Regions from separate parts of the Homo sapiens genome. Here region 1 is linked to region 2. Evidence: chromatin loops called from intact Hi-C (ENCODE). Cell type or tissue: sigmoid colon. All regions are shown on one strand. Each heading gives the region's core, and the rest is flanking DNA. Links, peaks and the distances in the headings are about the cores only.

The links. Peaks named below come from ENCODE experiments on the same cell type or tissue, not always from the same donor. Only the 100,000 strongest peaks of a DNase experiment are listed, where the experiment ranks them.
Region 1: it touches region 2 in a loop (2.0-fold over the local background); 16 of 110 quality-filtered maps call a loop at or near these places.

What each region holds. Positions count from the first base shown.
Region 1 is chr16:3,852,921-3,861,253 of GRCh38, forward strand. The region is part of intron 1 of CREBBP (CREB binding lysine acetyltransferase); the gene reads right to left. Among named protein-coding and RNA genes, the nearest start is that of CREBBP, 24 kb to the right of the region's middle. RefSeq lists a silencer at 6,967-7,151. In sigmoid colon, for the core only: no CTCF peak of the experiment used is centred there; a DNase peak (open chromatin) is centred at 4,601; H3K27ac peaks cover 1,548 bases.
Region 2 is chr16:3,798,207-3,806,539 of GRCh38, forward strand. All of the region lies in intron 3 of CREBBP (CREB binding lysine acetyltransferase), which reads right to left. Among named protein-coding and RNA genes, the nearest start is that of CREBBP, 78 kb to the right of the region's middle. In sigmoid colon, for the core only: no CTCF peak of the experiment used is centred there; no DNase peak of the experiment used is centred there.

The DNA of each region.
Region 1 (8,333 bases), core at 73-8,072, 55 kb after region 2:
AGAAGTATGTAGAAATATGTTCATCTTAGTATTATCTGTAGCATCCAAAAAAAAAAAAAAAGCACAAAAAATACCCAGAGGCAGTTTTTCCTAGTGGTTACAGACTCTATACTGGGGCTGCCCACACTGGACACCAGCTCTGCCTCCAGCTCCCTATTCATTAGTGATGTGACCTTGGTAGGTTACTCAGCCTTTCTTTGCCTCAGTTTCCTCATCTGGAAACTAGGGGTAACAATGGCCCCTACACCTCATAACGCTGTTGTGAGGACCAAATGAATAAGTAAGTGTAAAACACGACTGAGAACAAACAGTGCCTATGGGTGGTAAATGCTAAGTACTGTCTATTATTATTACTGCTATCCATAACAGGAGGTTTAATAAGCGGCTGTATAATACTTTAAAACATCAGGCCGGGTGCGGTGGCTCACGCCTGTAATCCCAGCACTTTGGGAGGCCAAGGTAGGCGGATCACGAGGTCAGGAGATTGAGACCATCCTGGCTAACACGGTGAAACCCTGTCTCTACTAAAAATATAAAAAATCAGCCAGGTGTGGTGGCAGGCACCTGTAGTCCCAGCTACTCTGGAGGCTGAGGCAGGAGAATGGCGTGAACCCAGGAGGCAGAGCTTGCAGTGAGCCAAGATTGCGCCACTGCACTCCAGCCTGGATGACAGCCTGGGAAACAGAGTGAGACTCCATCTCAAAAAAACAAACAAACAAAAAACACCATACATCGGCCAGGCACGGTAGCTCATGCCTGTAATCCCAGCACTTTGGGAGGCCAAGGCAGGCAGACGATCTGAGGTCAGGAGTTCAAGACCAGCCTGGCTAATATGGCGAAGCCCTATCTCTACTAAAAACACAAAAATGAGCTGGGCGTGGTGGCAGGCGCCTGTAATTGCAGCTACTCGAGAGGCTGAGGCAGGAGAGTCGCTTGAACCTGGGAGGTGGAAGTTGCAGTGAACTGAGATATCGCCATTGCACTCCAGCCTGGGCAACAAGAGCGAAACTCCGTCTCAAAAACAAACAAACAAACAAACAAACACACACACACACACACACACGAAAAAGAAAAGAAAATTAAAACCTTTTTTCTGCATGGTGGCAGACCCTAATGTCTGCTCACCCAATACCCCTGGCCCCATGCTGCTGGCAACACCCACATGATCTGAAGTGGCTGCCTGGGAGGTTCCTCTGAGGAACGTTCCCTGGCCACAGGAGGGAGAGTAACCAGATAAGCCCACCACCACGATCACGTTCCCCTTTGCAAGTGACACAATCTCAGCTAAGGGAATCTGAAGGTACACTGAACCAGGACCATTGTGGAAAAGGTGTTCCTTCCTCACAGCAATGGATGCTCAGAAAGAAATCTCCCTCCTCTTCTTCACCAGATCTCGTCATGGGCAGGTGACAATCACCCTGTAGCCAGGAGAGCAGACACCACTTGCATGCTAAGGATGGCTGTAGCCAAAAACATAAACACCTGGGGTGGGGAGATCATCTCTGAACTGCTGAGTGATGCAACCCTAGTACTTCCCCACCTTCAAACTTCATGTTATGTGAGAAAATACACTTACTATCACTTAAGCCATTTTAGCTGGAGTTTAACCTCACCCTAACCCTAACAGACCCATCATGTCTATGGAAGAAGTTCAAACACCTTCTCATGGCACGTGAGGCTATCTTCTTGGCCTTCCTTTACAGGACAACACCAGATGCCCCCTACTTTCCAGCCACAACACTGAGAGCTGGCACAGGCATTGGGAATCTTTCTTCTTGAATCTCTCATTCTAAAACTCACCTCAGTTCCCACTCAGATTAAACACAGCAACTATGAAGACTTTCTTTGGGCTGCCCCTGCAGAACAGACCAGTCCCTCTTGTCAGTCTAGAAAACCACGTCTAACACACACTTGTTATCTTCCCACCTGTCTGTAAGGAATGAGATGTGATTTAGGAGTGTGTACATGCATGTAACAGTTTTTGAAGAAAAACCGAGACTGAGAGTAAGTTGCAGACGAAATAACACTGTTCTCCTAAGTACTTCAGTACGTATCTCCTAACAACATCCTCTTACATAATCACAGTATGCATGTGCAACTCAGGAAATGTAACACTGATACAATACTGAATATACTGCCCTTACTCAAATTTTGCTGGTTGTCCCAATAATGATCTTTATCACACATCTGTCTCTTCAAAATGACATGTCCTATAGCCATGAGATTACAAGATCCAAGATCTAATTCAGGATCATGGTGCATTTAATTGTCATGTCTTTGTCACCTTGTTTAATCGAAAAAGGATCAAAGGTTCCCTGGCCTTTGTCTTTCGTAAGTGACATTTTATTCTTATTTGTTTATTAGACAGAGTCTTGCTCTGTTGCCCACGCTAGATGGAGTGCAGTGGCACGATCCAGGCTCACTGCAACCTTTGCCTCCCGGGTTCAAGCAATTCTCCAACCTCAGCCAGAATAGCTGGGATTACAGGCGTGCACCACCGCACCCGGCTAACGTTTGTATTTTTAGTAGAGACGGGGTTTCGCCACGTTGGCCAGGCTGGTTTCGAACTTCTGACCTCAGGTGATCCGCCCGCCTAAGCCTCCCAAAGTGCTAGGATTACAGGCGTGAGCCATTGCACCCGGCCATAACTGACATTTTTGAAGAATAGAGGCCAGTTGTTATTGTAGAAGGTCCTTCAATTTGGGGTACCTCCTCATGGTTACAGGGCATGTCATTTTGAAGAGAAAGGAATCTGATCCCGGATACAGCAGACAGTTCCATGAGGGCACAGGGCCTGTACCTGGTGAAATAGGTCTCAACATGCTTCTGAGGGTTCCAATCCATAGTTTTTACGCTATTTTGCTATCCTAAATTTGGAGATTCACTGAGGTGTCCAGACACAAACTGTACAATATTTATTAAATATGTATTAAAAAGTCCTCTCTATCATAACTACTGTTTTGTTTGTTGCCCTCCAGGCTTTGTCCACCTGCACACACAAATTTACTCGGTACTCCTTAATAAATATTTTTGTCCAACCCAAATGATAAACGTTTGAGGTGGTAGATATCCTAATTACTATGATTTGCTCATTATGCATTGCATGCATGTTACAAAATATTCTGTAACCCCTTAATATATACAATCACATGTCAACTACAAATAAAAGGAAAAAAGAAAATATGTACCCCCCCAAATAACAACATTTTATTTTTTATTTTATGTTTTAGAGATAGGGTCTTGCTCTGTCACCTCTGTGCAATGGCACAATCACAGCTCACTGTATCCTCAAACTCCTGGACTCAACCAATTCTCCCGCTTCAGCCCCCTATAGCTGGGACCACAGGTGTGCCCCACCACAAACAGCTCATTTTTTATTTTATTTTTAATTAATGAATTAATTAAATAATTATTTTGACAGGGTCTTGCTCCGGCACCCAGGCTGGAGTGCAGTGAAGTTGCAGGCTCAATGCAGCTTCCGCCCTGCACCAAAACACCCACCTGATTTTTGTACTGTTTTGGAGAGACAGGGTTTCGCCATGTTTCCCAGGCTTGCCAGCTAATTAAAAAAATTTTTTTTTGTAGAGATGGGGTCTTGCTATGTTGCCCAGGCTGGTCTCAAACTCCTGGCCTCAAGAAATACTCCTACTTCAGTCTCCCAAAGCACTGGGATTACAGGCATGAGCCACTGCAGCCCAAAATAACTACTTTTAAAAATGCAGTGTTCCTTAACTGATGAGCATGAAAATGAAACTTCATCTAAACCAGGAACTGGAGCCATTACCATTAGAGATCAGCTCTCCTTCCTTTCTGTCCAGGGCGAGGATGAAGAGACCGTGTCAAGCACTGTAACCCAGAAGCAAACAAGGGCCAAATATTTTATATTTAAGTTTGGAAAAATCTGCAAAAGGCGACCTAACTGGCTATTTTGAACATCCCTAAGCACTCTTCCTAGGAGAGGGAGGCCAGGCCACAGAAGAGCAGATAAACTCAGAGAGTACTTAGTGAAACCCAGGGCAGGGCTGGCCTCAGTGTAGAACAATGGGAACAGAACAGCTGGAAGCTGAGCACAGGAGTTGAAATCCTGCATCCTTAGGCAAACTGCTTCATCTCTGCATCTTCATACCCTCACCTGTAAAACAAGGGTACCAACGCCCCAGAGTTAAAAACTTCACCCATCATCCTGCCACTCTCAGAGCTATCAGTTTTCATTTATGGTTTATTCTAGTTCTTATCAAATTCACAGGCAAGTTTCAAAGTTGTAAGCAGGGCTTATGTCCTGGGCTAGTGTTTTTGTTTTTCACTGGTCTGCTACACTCTGACCACCGTGACCACTTTTTCATCCTATTTCAGTCCAAATACATATACCAGCTGTTTGGGTGAAGGCAGAGTTAGACAAATTCTTCTTCTGTAATTCACCATATGAATATGTGTAAAACCAAATATACAGGTGTGGCTTTTTAAAAGGCAAGATAGGGCGCACACGTAGTCGTACCATCACCCTTCTGTTTACCACTGTCACCACATTTCCATATTCCCTAGTTCAGCAAAACTGACAAAGGGGAGTGAAGGAGGCAGGCCAGGATATTGCAACACAACACAGCTTTGCTTTCTACACACCAAAGTGTCCCAACACATGGGTTAAGCAAGAGCAATCTGTATCATCGGAAGTTCCTAAGGTTCACGATTGACAGCGATCCAGTCCCAGGTAAGCCCTCTTCTCTCTGACCGTTACCAGGGGGCCCGGGAGAATGCAAAGAAAAGGAGACTGTGGGCACCCTGCACCCAGAGCATTTGCACCTCAAGGAAACTTCACCAGCCGATATCAAATAGCGAACACTGCCTGTCATACTTCCATAGCTAGGGAAAGGAATTTTCCCTTTTGCAGCTTCCTGGCTGCCAACCAGGAGGCTACCCCTTTCATTAAGCTGAAATGAGAGAAAAGAGAGGCTACACATTTCCCCATTTCTATCACACTCATACGAGGCTGGGAAGACCCAGTGAGGAATGAGGAAAATAGTAGGGACTTAGGAAGGAGAAAGTTACAGCCAAACTCAGCCAGCCTCAGGAAAGGCAACTGTTTACCAAGCAAGGTACAGAGGACATTCACTTCTATACTAGGAAACCCAAGCCGGTGGTCTGCATGCAGACTGTTAGGTGGGGATCACTCCTAAACACTGAAAGACAAATGGTACCTACATCTGTTCCAGGATCCATTCTTAATAATGATGATCAGAAATCAGCATTTCACCTTAAGCAAGGAATGAACTACTAGAATCAAACACCAGGTGGGTGGCTAAATCAATCTGTGCAGCCAATAACATTTGAAAACAGCCTCATCTGAAAAAAATTTCAAAGCCATCAGCCAAAGTATCCACAAAACACACCTTTCTTCAGGTTTTCTACAGCCTCCTCTTCCATAATACCTTATTTTCTTCTTTGAATTCCACTTGGAGCCCCAGATTATTTGTACTGACAGGACTGGTCTATCACACCTTCTCCTGGAAATAAGAACTCTTTTATGCTCCTACAGACACAATGCGTTAAAATTATGCTAACAATTTCACGTTATAACGTGCGTGGGGCTGTAAGCTCCCTGAAAGCAGGGATCCTGTCTTGCTTATCTACTCAGTGCCTAGCATAAAATGCTTCGTATGTACTAGGCACTCAATAAACCCACGTGCTGAATGAGTGCTCACATTATAGAGGATACACAGTATCAACAAGCTGCTTGTCTAGTCAAAGATATAAAGCAGTAATCTTAATGTTTACTACTACTTTCTGAAAACAGAAACAATAACGAATTCTCTAGAAATATTACACTGGGTCATCTTTCTCTTTAAGACTTTTTCCTATTGCCCTCTTTACCTTTTAGGGGACCACCCAAGTATATTTCACTCTTTGGCTACAAACTCAGCATCAATGAACCCCAACCCTAGAATTGATACACAGATTAAATGGCATAATGTAGGATGAGCAACAGTAGTGTAAGAAATAAGCATGTAAGAGTTCAGATGCTGTTTTGTGATGTGTTCATACTTCTCTGCTTTCCCTCCCACACATATTTTCTCTTCCTCACCCACTCCTAATTTCTCTCTCACATCCCTATTTCCTGTGAAAAAGGTCTCCTTTCTTTAGATTTTTTTTTCATGGTTTCTTTAGATTGTCTTTTGCATTACTTTTGTAATACTGTGACTATGTATTTGGTCTTCCACCCTGTCTCCTGGCATACAACTCCTAAAATCCTTGGAATCTCCAAAATAGAATTTTTATTTTTTATTTTTTTATTTTTATTTTTTTTTGGCTCTGTCGCCTAGGCTAGAGTGCAGTGGCACGATCTTGGCTCACTGCAGCCTCTACTTCCCGGATTCAAACAATTCTTCTGCCTCAGCCTCCCAAGTAGCTGGGATTACAGGCGCATACCACCACACCCGGCTAATTTTTTGTATTTTCAGCAGAGACGGGGTTTCACCATGTTGGCCAGAATGGTCTAGAACTCCCAACCTCAGGTGATCCATCCGCCTCGGCCTCACAAATTGCTGGGATTATAGGTGTGAGCCACCACACCCAACCAGTAATGTCTTTTCGTATGCTCACGAATTGACTGATGGCTGGCAGCTCCTAGGTAGCTTCGGACAGGAGCTGGTCACCAGGAAGACCAAGGCATGACTGATTAGAGGACTGGGACTTTCAGCCCATCCTTAATTTCCAGGGAAGGGAGAGATACTAAAGCTTAAGTTGATCACCAACGGCCAATGGTTTAATCAATCATGCCTATGTAATGAAGCCTCCATAAAAACTCACAAGTACAGGGTTCAGAGAGCTTCCAGATAGCTGAACACATGGAGGTTCCTGAAGAGTGGCACACCTGGACGGGGCAAAAAGGCTACATGGCCCTCTCACACGCCTTGCCCTATCACCTGATATTCAGTGGTATCCTTCATAATATCCTTTACAATAAAAAACCAGTAAACATGTTTCCTTGAGCTCTGTCAACCGCTCTAGTAAATTAATTGAACCCAAGGAGGGGCTTGTGGGAACCCCATTTATAGCCAGTCAGAAGCACAGGTAAAACAACTTGGGGCTTGCAAATGGTGGGGGGCGGGGGCAGTCTTGAGGACTGAGCCCTCAACCGTGGGATCTGACACCATCTGCCTGTCAGCTGGCGTCTGCTGCAGCACCGAGTGCCTACTCGGTGTGTGTGTGTGGCTGGGGGCATCTCCACAAATCTGGTCCCAGAGGTGTTCTGTGTCGACTGTTGACACTGAGTATAGGAATAAAGGAGTATAGGAGAAACCTGATTTTTCCCTACATCCTCAGACTTGTACTATAGCCCTGACTACTCAAATGCTTCTATTAAATCTTTCAAAAGCTAAACATTTTTATTCACCTATTTACCTACCCTCGAAAAACTTCCAAAAGGAATTTTTTTTAAGAGATGGGGTCTGTGTTGCCCAGGCTGGAGTGCAGTGGCCATTCACAAGTGTGATCATGGCTCACTGTAGCCTCAAACTCCTAAACTCCTGGACTCAAGCAATCCTCCTGCCTCAGCCTCCCAAGTAGCCAAGACTGCTGGCATGTGCCACTGTGGCTCCAAAAAGAATTTTTAATTTCTAAGTTAACGGACACAGGAAGAGGTAATGCACATGTTAATTGGCTCAATTTAGCCAATCCACAATGTATAGATATTTCAAAACATCATGTTGTATATGATAAATACATACAATTTTTATTTGTTAATTAAAACAAAATTTGAAGGAAAAAAACTACATACAAAAAACTTGATCCAGCAAGGGCAAAGCATCCTGGAAAAGTTCACTCCTAGAGATGAGGAATCTAGAGAGTGGTGGAAGGATTCACAGTGTTGTTATTATTATTGTTAAATGACCTGGAGGCCACACTACGCTCTCGGTGTGTTTACTGATCTATTACTAATTAGACACTACGGACACAGGAAGTGCAGTCTGGTGTAGTGAGAAGAGTACTCAACCAAGCCCTGGTTCAGATCACAGCTGTCACCACAGCTACTGCCTCCCTGTGTACCCCTCCTTAGCTCTAAAATGGAAGGACAGCTGGGTGCAGTGGCTCATGCCTGTAATCCCAGCACTTTGGGAGGCAGACAGGTGGGTCACCTATGGTCAGGAGTTCGAAACCAGCCTAGCCAACATGGTGAAACCCTGTCTCTACTAAAAATACTGAAAATTACAAAAAATTAGCTGGGCGTGGTGGCAGGTGCCTATAACCCCAGCTACTCGGGAAGCTGAGGCAGGAGAATCACTGGGAGGTTGCAGTGAGCCGAGATCGCGCCATTGCACTCCAGCCTGGGCAACAAG
Region 2 (8,333 bases), core at 60-8,059:
AGAGTGACAATCGTACCATTCACAGAAGAAAACCGAGAATAAATCTTCACGACCTTGGATTAGGCAGTTTCTTACTACGTCACCAAAAGTGCAAGTGATAAAAGAAAAATAAACTGATTTCATAAAAAATTAAACTTTTATGCTTCAAAGGATACCATTACAAAATAATGAACTGTGAAAGTGGAAAGTGAAAGAGAAAATATTTGCAAATCATAGGTCTGATAAAGCACTTGCATCTAGAACATATTTTAAAAACTCTTACAACTCAGTAATAAAAAGACTAATAGCCCAATTAAAAAATAAGTGAAAGCTCTGAACAGTTATTTATGCAAAGAAGATACACGAATGGCCAATAAGCACATGAAAAGATGTTGAACCTTATTAGCCATTAGGGAAATGCAAGTTAAGACCACAGTGAGATACCACTTCACACCCACCACATGGCTATAATAAAAAGTCAAATGCTAACCAATAGCAACAGGGTGGCCAGGACGTGGAGAACCTGGAATCCTCATACATTGGTGTGGGAATGTAGAAGGCAGCAGCCACTCTGGAAAACAGTCTGGCAATTCCTCAAAAGGTCAAACATAAAATTACCACATGACCTCTGCAATTCCTATTTTAGGTATACAACCAAAAGAACTGAAAATGCACGTTCACACGAAAACTGTAAAAAATGTTCACAACAGCCTTTTACAAATAGCCAAAAAGTGGATACAATTCAAATGCCCATCAAGTGATGAAGGGAAAAACAAAACACGGTGTATAACCAAAACGGAATATTATTCAACCGTAAAAAGGGAAGTAACCACACATACTACAACATGAACTCCGAAAACATGCTTCGTAAAAGAAGCCAGTCACAAAAGACCACATATTCTGTGATTCAATTTCTAGGAAATGCCCAGAATAGATACATCCATGGGGGTAGAAAGACTAGCGGTTGGCTGGAGATGGGGGTTCAGGGGAAATGGGGAATAACTGCTAATGGTACTAGGTTTCTCTTTGGAGTGGTGAAAATGTTTCAGAATTGACTGTGGTGATGGTTACACAATATACTAAATACCACTCAACTGTACACTTGAAGCAAGGACTATATGGTACATGAATTATATCTTAAAAAGCTGTTTTTAAAAAGTTCTTACTAATCACTAAAGGAATAGAAATAAAACAATGAGGCATGTTTAATCTATCTATATGGCCAAGATTTAAAAAATGCTAATTGGTATTGATGAGGATATAAAGAAATGGCAATTCTCAAGTACTCTGGCAATTCGGTGTAATTTTGGAAAGCAACATGTATCAAAAAGAAAAACATGCATTTCTTTTGACAGTAACTCCACTTCTCATGATTCATTGTTAAGGAAGTAATTGGACAAGTATGTTAAAATATGTGTGCAAAGATAATGCATCACATTCTGATTAAATATTGAAAACTGGAAAAAATTCTAAATGTCTATTAAAGGTGGACTAATTAAACATCCTATGGCTACAGACTTATAATGAAACAAGAGGCACCCATGAAAAATAAGGCAGACCTCAAATAACCCCTGTCAAAGCCATGTGGAGCAGGGGAATGGGCCAGCCAAGCCCTGTCTGAATTTGTGGGAGAAAACATCCAATGACTGTTATTTAAGGCAACGAATTACTAACAACAATAAGGCAGACCTTTATGCTTTAACAAAAAGCTGTTTAAGTGACTACTATTTTAATACCAAAAAGCATTCCATTTTGGGGGGAAATTCCCGAGAAAACAAAATCAGACGAATCAGTAAGAAAATGATGAGGAACTAAATATAAAAAATTAAATTGTAAAAGTATGGGAAGGTAATTAAGGTGGGTACTTTGTTACGTAAAGGCAGTAAAGGCTTTAGTCACAGAACATAAAGCAGTGTTCCTCACTATTACCAGTAAAAATTCTTTTTATTTTTGGAGACAGGGTCTCACTGCTACCCAGGCTGAAGTGAAGTAGTGCAATCATGGCTCACACAGTCTCACCCTCCTGGGCTCAAGCGATCCTCTCACCTCAGCTTCCTGAGTAGCTGAGATGACAAGTGTGCATCACGACGCCCAGCTAAGTTTTAAAATTTTTTGTAGAGACAGAGTCTTGCCATGTTGTTCGAGCTGGTCTTGAACTCCTGGGCAGAAGCAATTATCTCGCCTTGGCCTCCCAAAGTGCTGGGATTATAGCTATGAGCCATTGCACCCGGCCTTCCAGTAAAAATTCTTAAAATACAGATCCTCTCATTTTTCCCCTAAGAGACGAGCCTGCTTTGTTTTTTTAATTTAGACTTTTCCCAATTTTTCCAAAATTAACATATATGTGCCTTTACAATGAGAATAAAGACATTTAAGAAGCCAGGAGTGGTGGTACACCTGTAGTCCCAGCTACTCAGGAGGCAAAGGTGGGAGAACTGCTGGAGCCCAGGAGATCAATGCTATAGTCTCCCACGACTGTGCTTGTGAATTGCCACTGTACCCCAGCCTGGGCAACATAGCAAGACCCTGTTGCTAAAAAAAGACAAAAACAAAATCAAAAACATTGAGAAAAGAGAAAAAAGAACAAAAGCCCCATGGGCGACTCCAATGCAGGAGAAGACTGTACAATTAAATAGGTGTGAGAGGCTAGATTACATAAAGACTGGCATTCTTTCTATGACTAAAATCACTAGGAACAAGTGTAAGGGCCATTTATGAACTAGGAAAAATTAAATCTGAAAGACACAAGACAAAACAAATCATGATGGAGCTATTATTTTTTCTCCTCCCAGTCCATCTTTATTCCTCACTCTGTGCCAGGCTCTGTGTTCAGGGTCCAAGGTACAGCAGTTCATTGAAGACACACACATCCCCGAGGGAAGAGTACTCTGGGGACTAGCCACACACGACAGGTGAAGTAACTGAGGCCCCAAGGAAAGGGCCTTGCCTGGGTGATGAGCCAACCAACTAGCAGCAAAGCCCCAATCCTGCAGCTCTCTGTGCCCCTCCTCCACAGAGGGCTGACCACCTTGCATTATAAAGTGTTCTAAGAGAATCTGACAGGAAAACTGGTGAACAACAGGACCAAAGCAACTCAAATAAATGCCTATGTCTCTAAACATAAGCACTTTAAATCTTACTCATGAGAGAAATGCTCATCAAAGTAAGATGACATCATTTTCTCCTATTAAAGGACAGGGTGGGCTGGGTGCAGCAGCTCACACCTGTAATCCAGCCCTTTGGGAGGCCGAGGTGGGCAGATCACTTGAGGTCAGCAGTTTGAGACCAGCCTAACTAACATGGTGAAACCCCATTTCTACTAAAAATATAAAAAATTAGCTGGGTGTGGTGGCGCACACCTGTAATCCCAGCTACTCGGGAGGCTGAGGCAAAAGAATCGCTTGAACCCAGGAAGTGGAGGCGTCAGTGAGCAGAGATTGCGCCACTGCACTCCAGCTTGTGCAACAAGAGCAACATTCTGTCTAAAAAAAAACAGAAGAACGGGGTAACAGTCCCTAGCCTTGGGAAGATGGTGTGATGCTGGTAATCGGGTACATGGCTTTTGATGGAAAGCACTATAATGGTATCTGTCAGAAGCCTTAAAATATATGCAATATGTGTTTCTGGAGCGAGGATCATTTCACATGCAATTTGTAATGTGGAAGGAGGAGGTGAGTATGGTGTGAGAGCCATACTGGTTTAAACCTTAGTCTCCCCTGCCTGTTACTATTTTGAGCCACTGAGTAAAGGGAGGTTAACACAAAGCTCACTGAGCCCACTCACCCCACCCATCATCTTCACTCGGTTTAGCCACAGGCTCTTTGCATGTGTTGCTTATTACATAATTGGCAGCCTCAACCACTGTGTATACTCCACTGTCAAACTACCTTTAAAAGCAAACTCTTTATATTTACTCTGGTATTCCTTAATTTTTTTTTTTTTTTTTTTTTTTTTTTTTTTTTTTGTGACAGAGTCTCGCTCTGTCACCCAGGCTGGAGTGCAATAGCATGATCTCGGCTCACTGCAACCTCTGCCTCCCAGATTCAAGCAATTCTCCTGTCTCACCCTCCCAAGTAGCTGGACTTACAGACGTGTGCCACCACACCTGACTAATTTTTGTATTTTTAGTAGAGACGGGGCTTTACCGTGTTAGCCAGACTGGTCTCAAACTCCTGACTTCAAGTGATCCACCCGCCTTGGCCTCCCAAAGTGCTGGGATTACAGGAGTGAGCCACCGCGCCCAGCCTATTCCTTAAATTTTAAAAGAATCTAACATGCATTTTTATTAGGACTGTTATTGCTACATAGGTTTTGGGTAATTTAGCCCCAATGCCATTTTTCCTATAGTGCCTGTATTCTATGCTAAGGACATAACAGAGATGTGCATACAGAATGTGGATAATAACGCTTATCCTCACATTCCTCACAAAAAAATAAGTCATTTTTTACTGTGTGTCCAAGAGTAGGTTATCATGTCTTCAAAGGACCCTGTGTTCCAAACAGCAAGAGACTGACCAAGAAAGAACAAGGAAGGACAGTGTCACCCCTCTGTGCAGCCAATGCCCCGGATCCACACCAGGCTGGGATTCTTGCTGCTCGTCCTCAACCTTCCACATCGCAACAGGGTCCAAACCTATGCTCCTCGGATACTCCCCCACCCACCTGGAAACCTGACTCCTCCACAACCTCCACCTAGAATCAGAAAACGATACCAAAGCGAACATCAGGCAGAACAAGGGCTGGCTCTGCAATAACCACTTGCTCAGGTTCCCTCATAAGGACCTACAACAGCTGGGTATGCAAAGCTGTGGCGCCATAAAACAAAGAAAATGCTCATTAAATGTACACAGCTGCCAACCTGGGAAGAAGCGATAATCACCTCAGAGGTGATAAACTGGTAAGAAACACAACATAGCTATTTTCATAGAGGAAATGTTTCTTGTGTTTTCTTCTTTTTGCTTTGTGTTTATTGATTTTTTTTAAAAAAATAAGATTATCTTAAAATTTAAGATCTAAATTCAGGCCGGGCAAGGTGGCTCACGCCTGTAATCCCAGCACTTTGGGAGGCTGACGGCGGGGAGGGGGGGGGGGGGGGTGGATCACGAGGTCAGGAGTTCAAGACCAGCCTGGCCAACATGCCGAAACCCTGTCTCCACTAAAAATACAAAAATTAGCCAGGTGCGGTGGCGGGCGCCTGTAATCCCAACTACTCGGAAGGCTGAGGCAGGAGAATAGCTTGAACCTGGGAGGCAGAGGTGGCAGTGAGCCAAGATCGCGCCACTGCACTCTAGCCTGGGCGACAGATCGAGACTCTCTCTCAACAACAACAACAACAAAAAAAACAAAACATCTAAATTCAATAGGGAAATAATCCAGAATGATTTATAAGTAATCTTAAAGCTGTGATTTAAAGTAGAAAGCAAATGGCTAAGGGGAGCAGGAAAGCCTGAGCCCAAGGCCAAGGCTCAGGGTAAGAAATGTGGCCAAGGGCGAGGGACTTGCCACTCCCTCCCCACTCTCTTCCTGGACCCACAGCCACAGCCTTCAGAACCCAGCATTCTACCTAGAAGGGGTGGGAGTTACTTGTTACAGCACAAAGAAAACCTATAAGGTGGCCGGGAGAGGTGGCTCACACCTGTGATGCTAGCACTTTGGGAGGCCCAGGTGGGTGGATCTCCTGAGCTCAGGAGTTTGAGACCAGCCTCAGCAACATGGCGAAACCTGTCTCTACCAAAAAAAATACAAAAAATTTGCTGTGCATGGTGGCACGTGCCTGTGGTCCAAGCTACTCGGGGGCTGAAGTGGGAGGATCGCTTGAGCCTGGGAGGAAGAGGATGCAGTGAGCTGAAGACTACACCACTGCACTCCAAATGGGGTGACAGTGAGACCCCAGCTTAAAAAAAAAAAATCACCCGACCAACCAACCAAAGAAACAACAAAAAAGACAACCTGCAAGATAGAAGATAGAAGGCACCAGATCTATTCCTACGGTCAAAGTGACTGCTGGACCAGACCAGGAGTCGAATGACCAAGTTCAAGAGAATTACCAATTTACTAAAAACTTAAAGTTTTTAGAATACTCTTCTTGAATACTGTTGATATATACATATGTATTCTTCAAGAATACTTACGACATTTACAGGTTCTAAGGATTAGAGGGAAAAAAAGGAACATAAACAAAAATTTACACAATTTTTTGATAACTTGGCAAATTAGTTACTGGACAGACTGTCTTTTTGGTGACGTGAACCTCAGGGCCATCTCAAAGGGTTGTGGAAAAGGTAAAAGGAAGTTAGGGTGATTTGGGCTGTGCAGAGACTGATGTAGCTCACACCGCTCCAGAGGAAGTGAAGTATTATATTCGCATTACTGCTAGCTACGACTGACCTCACCCAGACCCATGACCTGTGCTGTTTACTGAGTTGTTGCTTCTTGCAGGACTACTGCGGTGTATTTACTCGGTTCTTCTAAAAGTCACTTCATTTCTCAGAAATGCCTGCTATCCTCATTATACACTTCCAGCAGGCAGGCAGAGGCTGCAATGCTGGCTGTTAGTAAGTATGCAGCACATCTTGTGTAGACAAAAAACAAAACAAAAAAAACCTTCTGGCTAGGCCTCCACTTTACATGAGTATCTTTGAGATGATTTATGCTTCCACCTAGGAGGTTTTGCTGAAGAAAGGATTATACTAATCAGACTCTAGAAAAGATACTGCTGGTTAATGGGAAACCCATACTGGAAAGTAAGTTAAATGACCTTGACTGAGGCCTTGTAATATGTGGGGCTACCCCTAATACCAAAGGACTCGCTACTTTCTCTCAATTTATAGTTTCTTCTCATTTGCAACACATCACGTATCATTATTTTGTGCTTAAATTATGTTTCCCAGCTGATACTTATTGCCAAAACCAACGGGGATAAGTTTGAATAGAAGATTTATACTTAGCGGCATTTGAAGGCCCTGCATACATGTTTTCTCAGTGATCTTCAAGATACAGATGGAGTCAATAGATGTAAACTCTTAAGAATACACAAACACTTAAATCACTAATAATTATAGACAAGGGCTTACTTCCAAACCTTCCCCACGTTTTCCAGTTCAATTAGTGAGACACAATTCATAATCATAGTGTAATTTTTCTATAGACACTGTTATGGTAAAGAGATGACATGACTATTCACCTGCCGTCTCCACAGAACTCTGTAAGGACTCTCTTTAGTCCTAGGATAGAGGGAGGTATTAGACAAGCAGTGATTTTACAATTTCTACTTGTGCAGTGAAAGGAGCTTGTGTATAATGTTAGGGAACACAGGCATTTGTGCAAGGAAACCAAAACTAAGAGGAGCTCATCAAAGACGACAACAGAGAGAGATCCTGGCGTTCACGAAGCTTAACCCTATGCAGCCAGTTTAAGTCTTGCTCCCTCAATGATCACAATCTAGACAGGGGACAGAAAATTATGAAAATATGACAAACAAGGTTGGGGAGTGGGGGAAGATTAGTGAAGCCTTCTGAAGTACTAAAGTGGACATGAAGACCAACAAAGTAAGTCCACTCCACAGTGGGACAGCTGGTCACAATGCCAATGGCTCATGGTGTCAGTGGACAGTGGCTTTCATGATCTTTATTCCACATCAGAATCACTAGACCAGCTCATGTAAAACCACGAGTTCCAGCAGAACACAAAGAACCGCAAGCCCATGTATTTAAGAATTATCTGAGTTATAATTAGAGGGAATTAGGTGGAATTGGGAAATTGAGAAAGAAAAAAGCTGAAGTTTCACAAGTTAAGAGTGACTACAAGACACAGATTCTGCACCTTCGTCCTAAGAGATTGTGAATCGGGAGGACTGGGTGAGGCCCAGGAACTGCCAGTCACTCGGATGCAGGTGGGGCCATGGACAGGTGCTGAGACACAGCAATGGAATGAACCCCTGGACACAGGGGGCCCTGGAGGGCATCCTAGCACATGGCTTGCCGCTCAGGTGCTACCAGTGTCACTGCCGCAGCTGTGATATTCTGGCAGGACACAGAAGACCACTCTCCCATCCTCCCGTCTACACAGTCTTCCAGCCACACCACCCTTCCATTCAGAGACGTAGATCAGCAGCTGCCGTGGGCCCTGTCCACAACCTCCACTCCAAAATTCTGAAACTCAGTCACAACAAATCGTAACATCACTCATGAGCAATTTTAAATAAGCAGCACTACTGATGAATCTCCTGCATCTCAACTTTAATGGTGAAGTCTCCATAACGCAGTTCTTAAAAAAAAAAAAAAATCACACCTACGAACTCCACATTAGAAATAACTCTTGCAGGAGACCACGTGGGAGAACCTGAAGATGAGGCC